Linked DNA regions of Homo sapiens: region 1 is linked to region 2. The links are chromatin loops, found by intact Hi-C in ENCODE. Cell type or tissue: heart left ventricle. All regions are shown on one strand. Each heading gives the region's core, and the rest is flanking DNA. Links, peaks and the distances in the headings are about the cores only. Region 1 overlaps TNRC6B (trinucleotide repeat containing adaptor 6B). Region 2 overlaps FAM83F (family with sequence similarity 83 member F).

Region 1 (2,910 bases), core at 232-2,731, 250 kb after region 2:
TTTGGGAGGCTGAGGCAGGCAGATTGCTTCAGCCCAGGAGTTTGAGACCAGCCTGGACCACATAGTAAAACCCCATCTCTACAAATTTTTTTTTTTTTTTTGAGTTGGAGTCTCACTCTGTTGCCCAGGCTGGAGTGCAGTGGCACAATCTCTGCTCACTGCAACCTCCGCCTCCCAAGTTCAAGTGATTCTCCTGCCTCAGCCTCCCGAGTAGCTGGGACTACAGGAGTGTGCCACTATGCCTGGCTAATTTTTGTATTTTTAGTAGAGACGGCATTTCACTATGTTGGCCAGGCTGGTCTCGAACTCCTGACCTCCTGATCCACCCGCCCTGGCCTCCCAAAATGCTGGGATTACAGGCGTGAGCCACTGTGCCCAGCTTTTTTTTTTTTTTTTTTTTGAGGCAGAGTCTCTCTCTCACTCAGCTCACTGCAACCTCCACCTCCTGGGTTCAAGTGATTCTTGTGCCTCAGCCTCCTGAGTAGCTAGGATTACAAGCATGCGCCACCACGCCTGGCTAATTTTTGTATTTTTAGTAGAGATGGGGTTTCACCATGTTGGCCAAGCTGGTCTGGGACTCTTGACCTCAAGTGATCCACCCCACCTTGACCTCCCAAAGTGCTGGGATTACAGGCGTGAGCCACCGCGCCCAGCCTACAAAAAATTTTTTTTAATGATCCAGGCATGGTGGTGTGTACCTTTAGTCCCAGCTGCTCAGGAGGCTGAGGTGGGAGGATAGATTGAGTCTGGGAGGCGAGGCTGCAGTGAACCACGATCAAGCCACTGCACTCCAGCCTGGGCAACAGAGCAAGACCCCGTCTCAAAAAAGAAAAAAAGAGGAAGGGAGGGAGGGAACAAACAAACACTGGAAGTAATATAGAGGACATGTTTGAATGGCAGGAGTACTAGAGCAAAAGAGTGCAGTTGCAGGACTAGTACAGGAGTCTAGGTAAGGCAGCGACAGTGGGAATTAACCTTCTTGTGGAAGTCACCTCTGATCTTTTCCTTGCATAATATGATGATCTGTTCTCTAGTCTCTTCTTACTCAGTGTATCAGCAGCATTTGACAGAGTTCCCCTCCTTTCTGAAGCACTTCCTGTGTTTGGCTTTTGGACACCTACTACACTGGTTCTCCATCTGCCTCTCCTTCTCCATCTCCTTTACGAGTTCCTCCTCAAGTTCTCAATACATATTCAGCAGAATGTCCCAGATCTCAACCTTCGAACCTCTCCTCACCATCTGTAGTCAGTGCCAGGTGATCTTACCAAGTGGAATGACTTTAAGCACTGAATTCCAAAATTGTGTCTTCAGCCCACATCATTTTTCCTCAACTCCACAGACTACTCATAGGTTGCCTTACAGGTTAACATGTTCAAAACACAGCTTCTGATCTCACCCCACACTGCCCTCAAAAACATCCCCTTAACTCCCAGCAAATGGCACTCTCATCCTATAGGAGTTCAGGCCAAAAACCTTGGAGCTCGTGACCATGTTCATTGCATCAGTAAGACTGCCCTTCAAACCTTTATCCAAAAGCGGATCCTTTTTTACCACTTTCAACAGCACAGGCCCTGGCCAAGCCACCGCCGTTTCTGTCTAGGTTATTGCAGTGACTTCCTGCCTGTTCCCCACCCTGCCTCGGCTCAACATTTGCCTGTCTCACGTCTGAGTCAGACTGATTCTCTGACACCGCACTGTCCAGTGTGATAGCCGTCAGCCACATCAGCCCTTGAAATGTGGCCGCTGGACTGGAAGCACTGAATTTTAAATTTTATTTTAATTAACTTAAATAGCCACGTCTGGTTCATAGTCACTGTGCAGACAGCACAGACGTAGAACGTGTCGGCGTTGCAGGAAGTTCTGCACAGCACTGTGCTAAAACAAAAGGCAGGTTGTGTTACTCTTTCAGCGGGAATCCCCTCGTGGCTGGTTCTCTCGCTGAGAATGCAAGGCAAAAGCAAAGTCTTTACTCTGGTCTTTGAGGTTCCTGGTGATCCCACCTCCCCACAAGTACAGGTCACTGTCCCATACCTTCATGCTGCTCCAGCCAAGTGGCCCCCACACACCAAGCATACGCTTAGAACATCCTTCCCAGATGGCAGCATGGCTCAGTCTTTATCTCCTTCAGCTCTCTGCTTCTCTGCCACCTTCCCTAGGAGCTTTCTCAGGGCAGCTACGTACAGTGTGCAGCCTGCCCTGTCACTCCCCCACCCCCCGACCCGCTTGCTCCTTGTCTTTTCTCCCTCTCTGCCCCGCGCCTAGGAGTATAATAAGCTTCACAGTGGCAGGGTCTGGGCCTGCTGTGTTCACTGCTGGAGCCTGAGCAGGGCATGTATTTTGAGCTCGGTGACTATATATCAAGTCATGGGAAGATGCATATCAGAGTGATTTCAAAAGTGGAATTGTTGGGAAAGTTGCAGTTAACTTTGTGTGAGAGACTTGGGTACTACAGATCTCTTTATGACCAAAGTGTCTGCTCTACCCAAAAAAGAAAATTACTTGTGTTCCCTCCATTTTTGAATTTTGTTTTATTTATTTAATGCATACTGGGAGCAGAATATTAAATATTGGATTATTCTGTCTTTTCCCAACATTTCTGTATTTCTAAAAAATGAAGCAGTTGGGTAACTCTGAAGAAAGAAAAGGCCAGGCACGGTGGTTTACTCCTATAATCCCAGCACTTTGGGAGACCAAGATGGGCAGATTGCTTGAGCCCAGGAGTTCAAGACCAGCCTGGGCAATATGGCAAAACCTGTCTCTAACAGAAATACAAAAAATTAGCCGGGCATGGTGGTGCATGCTGTAGTCCCAGCTACTTGGGAGGCTGAGGTGAGAGGATGACCTGAGCCCAGGAGGTTGAGGCTGCAGTGAGCCATGGTGACACCGCTGCAATCCAGCCTGGGTGACAGT
Region 2 (2,910 bases), core at 228-2,727:
TTCCTGGAAGTGTCTTGGAAGTTAGGCGACTGCACAGGGAAAGGTTCGCTGCAGTGCTTGCAGGCCTGCACCCATTTATTCATCCGGTGGATATTTGCTGGGTGCCCGGCCTGGGGATCCATGGTGAGCGAGGAAGGCATGGTATTGAAGTGGTATGCCTGCATGACCTTGGCGGGGGCGCATGGCATAGAGAGGACAGGCTTCAGAACAGGCAGGCAAGGGCTGAAATCCTATCTCTGCCACCGAACAGCTAATGACCCCAGCAAGCAATTTCACATCCCCGAACTTTCCTGTTTCCTCATGTGTCAAATGGGGATGATCTCGAGACGACTCTCCAGAGTAACCACGTGAAGCACCTAGCACAGGGGCTGACGCAAACAGCTGGGCATCGGAGGAGCCTCCAGGGTTGTGACCTCCAGTGGCTTATTTTCCTTTTGGGATCTTCTCTCCTAGATCCTCCCCTTTAATTCCCTGTGAAATTTACCACTTTCATATTGAATCGTTGGCACACAGGGCTAACTGCTTGTTCACCTGAAGGAAGCTACAGAGTTCAGGTTTCTTTTTTCTTTCTTTCTTTCTTTTTTGCTTTTTTAAGATGATCTTGCTCCGTCACCCAGGCTGGAGTGCAGTGGCGTAATCATGGCTTCCTGCAGCCTCAAACTCCTGGGCTCAATGAGTTCCTTGAGATCTTCCATCCTCAGCTTCCCAAGTAGCTAGTAGTAGTAGTGGCTTGCACCAACGCTCCTGCCCTAATTTTCAATATTTTTTTGTAGAGATAGGATCTCACTGTGTTACCCAAGCTAGACTTGAACTCCTGGCCTCAAGCGATCCTTCCGCCTTGGCCTCCCAAAGTGTTGGGATTACAGGCATTAGCTACCACACCTGGCCAAGGCCCAGGTTTCGACAGAAAGGGAGAGAAAACCTGCCAGAGATGCCATTTCGGAGCCACTCTGCTTGGCAGGGACCTGTGTTCCCCTCATGCAGGTTCATCCTTAGAGGGCTGCGGTCTTATCTGGTTGTGCAAAAGTCCCACAACCTTTCTGGATTGATAGTTTGTGGTGAAATAAACAATTTTAGTTTGTTTGGAGAATCTTTTGTATACAAAATACAAATAAAACCTAAATCAAAGAAACAGAGCATGTCCGGAGAAGTCTGCCAACCCTTCTCCAGGCCATGGGGCTTCCCAAGCCAGGCCTGTACTCCTCATGTAGATTCCACACCCCGCCTTGATGTCTTTGGCTTTCACACTAGTGACTATAGCCTGGTGGGACGGGGTCTAGGGGCCACAGTCCTGGTCCTGCGCAGGTGGCCCTGGAGAGAAGCCTTGGAGAACTTGGAGAAGCCCACGCGGCTGGCAGCATCATGGTGAGAGGCTGACACCTTGTGGCTGGCTGGCAGCATACGTCCTTCCTCCCCTAGGTCAGCTAGACGGCCAAAGCAGGGATCTGCAAGCTCCTTCTGTGGCGGGCCAAAAAGTGAACATTCAGTGTGTCTGTTGCAGCTACTGTCATAGCACTGAGGCACCCCTAGACAGTACAGAAACAAGCAGGTGTGGCCATGTTCCAGTGAAACCTTATGAATACTGAAATCTGAATCCATAATTTTCATGTATCACAAAGTAGTAATATTCTTTTAATATGCAAAAACCGGCCAGGTGCGGTGGCTCATGCCTGTGACCTCAGCACTTTGGGAGGCCGAGGTGGGTGGATCACCTGAGGTCAGGAGTTCGAAACCAGCCTGGCCAACGTGGTGAAACCCTGTCTCTATTAAAAATACAAAAATTAGCCTGGTGTGGTGGCACATGCCTGTAATCCCAGCTACTCGGGAGGCTGAGGCGTAGGAATTGCTTAAACCTGGGAGGCGGAGGTTGCAGTGAGCTGAGATCATGCCACTGCACTTCAGCCTGGGCAACAGAGCTAGACTCCATCTCAAAAACAAACAAACAAAAAAACAAAAGCAAAAACCAGTCTTAGCTCACAGGCTGTGCCAAAACAGGCAGTGGGCTGGATTTGGTCCTCAAGCCTGGGCTTGCTGACCTCTGGCCTAGGACACCTCTCCTTTATGCCTCCGCTCCCAACACGGACTCTCAACTCTCATGTTTACCTTGTCATTGTTCTGTCAAGAGGAATTCACTAGTCTCACTCCTCCAACCAGACCGCTGCCACTAAGGCTTCTTCTGAACAGAAATTCTGGATTTGTTCTCACCCATTTCATAAATGTACATAAGCACCCATCAGGTGCCAAGCCCTGTGCTGAGATGCCTGCAGAGCCCAGAGTTTTCACCAACTTTTTTTTTAAGAGATGGGGGTCTCTGTTGCCAGGTTGGAGTGCAATGACATAATCATAACTCACCGCAACCTCAAACTCCTAGGTTCAGGTGATCCTCCCGCCTCAGCCTCCCAAGTAGCTGGGACTACAGGCATGCACCACCCTGCCCAGCTAATTAAAAAAAAAACTTTAGGGATGGGGTCTTGCTATGTTGTCTAGGCTGGTCTCTAACTCCTGGGCTCAAGTGATCCTCCCACCTCAGCCTCCCAAGTAGCTGGGCTTACAGATGTGAGCCACTGCACCTGCTCAACATTTAATTTTTTCATTCATTCATTCGTTCATTCATTTGTTCAAACGAACTTATTGAGAACTTACTGTGTTCCAGGCACTGTGATAAGATAGACCTGGCCTTTACCTTCAAATGTTCAGAACATGGTTAGGAAGATGGATACTGGGAGGCAAGTGTTCTGATGGGAAAGCACAGCATGTAAAGAAGCCCAGAGGAGGCACTTAACCTGGGGGAGAAGAACAGGGTAGGCTTCCTGGAGGAGGAGGTAATCTCTGAGCCGATACCTGAGGAGTGAATGGAGGAGGGGACAATGAGGCAAGGCATTCCAGGGAAAGGTCCAGAGCCTAGACAGA

The links. A loop is a pair of places that touch in the nucleus more often than their neighbours do. Peaks named below come from ENCODE experiments on the same cell type or tissue, not always from the same donor. Only the 100,000 strongest peaks of a DNase experiment are listed, where the experiment ranks them.
Region 1: it touches region 2 in a loop (2.2-fold over the local background); 20 of 110 quality-filtered maps call a loop at or near these places.

Annotation. Positions count from the first base shown.
Region 1 is chr22:40,288,460-40,291,369 of GRCh38, forward strand. The region is part of intron 12 of TNRC6B (trinucleotide repeat containing adaptor 6B); the gene reads left to right. Among named protein-coding and RNA genes, the nearest start is that of ADSL, 57 kb to the right of the region's middle. In heart left ventricle, for the core only: no CTCF peak of the experiment used is centred there; a DNase peak (open chromatin) is centred at 1,602.
Region 2 is chr22:40,035,442-40,038,351 of GRCh38, forward strand. FAM83F (family with sequence similarity 83 member F) reads left to right here. Exons shown (of 5, transcript NM_138435.4): 5 at 1-2,910. Among named protein-coding and RNA genes, the nearest start is that of TNRC6B-DT, 7.6 kb to the right of the region's middle. In heart left ventricle, for the core only: a CTCF peak has its summit at 1,380 (motif pointing left); a DNase peak (open chromatin) is centred at 1,382.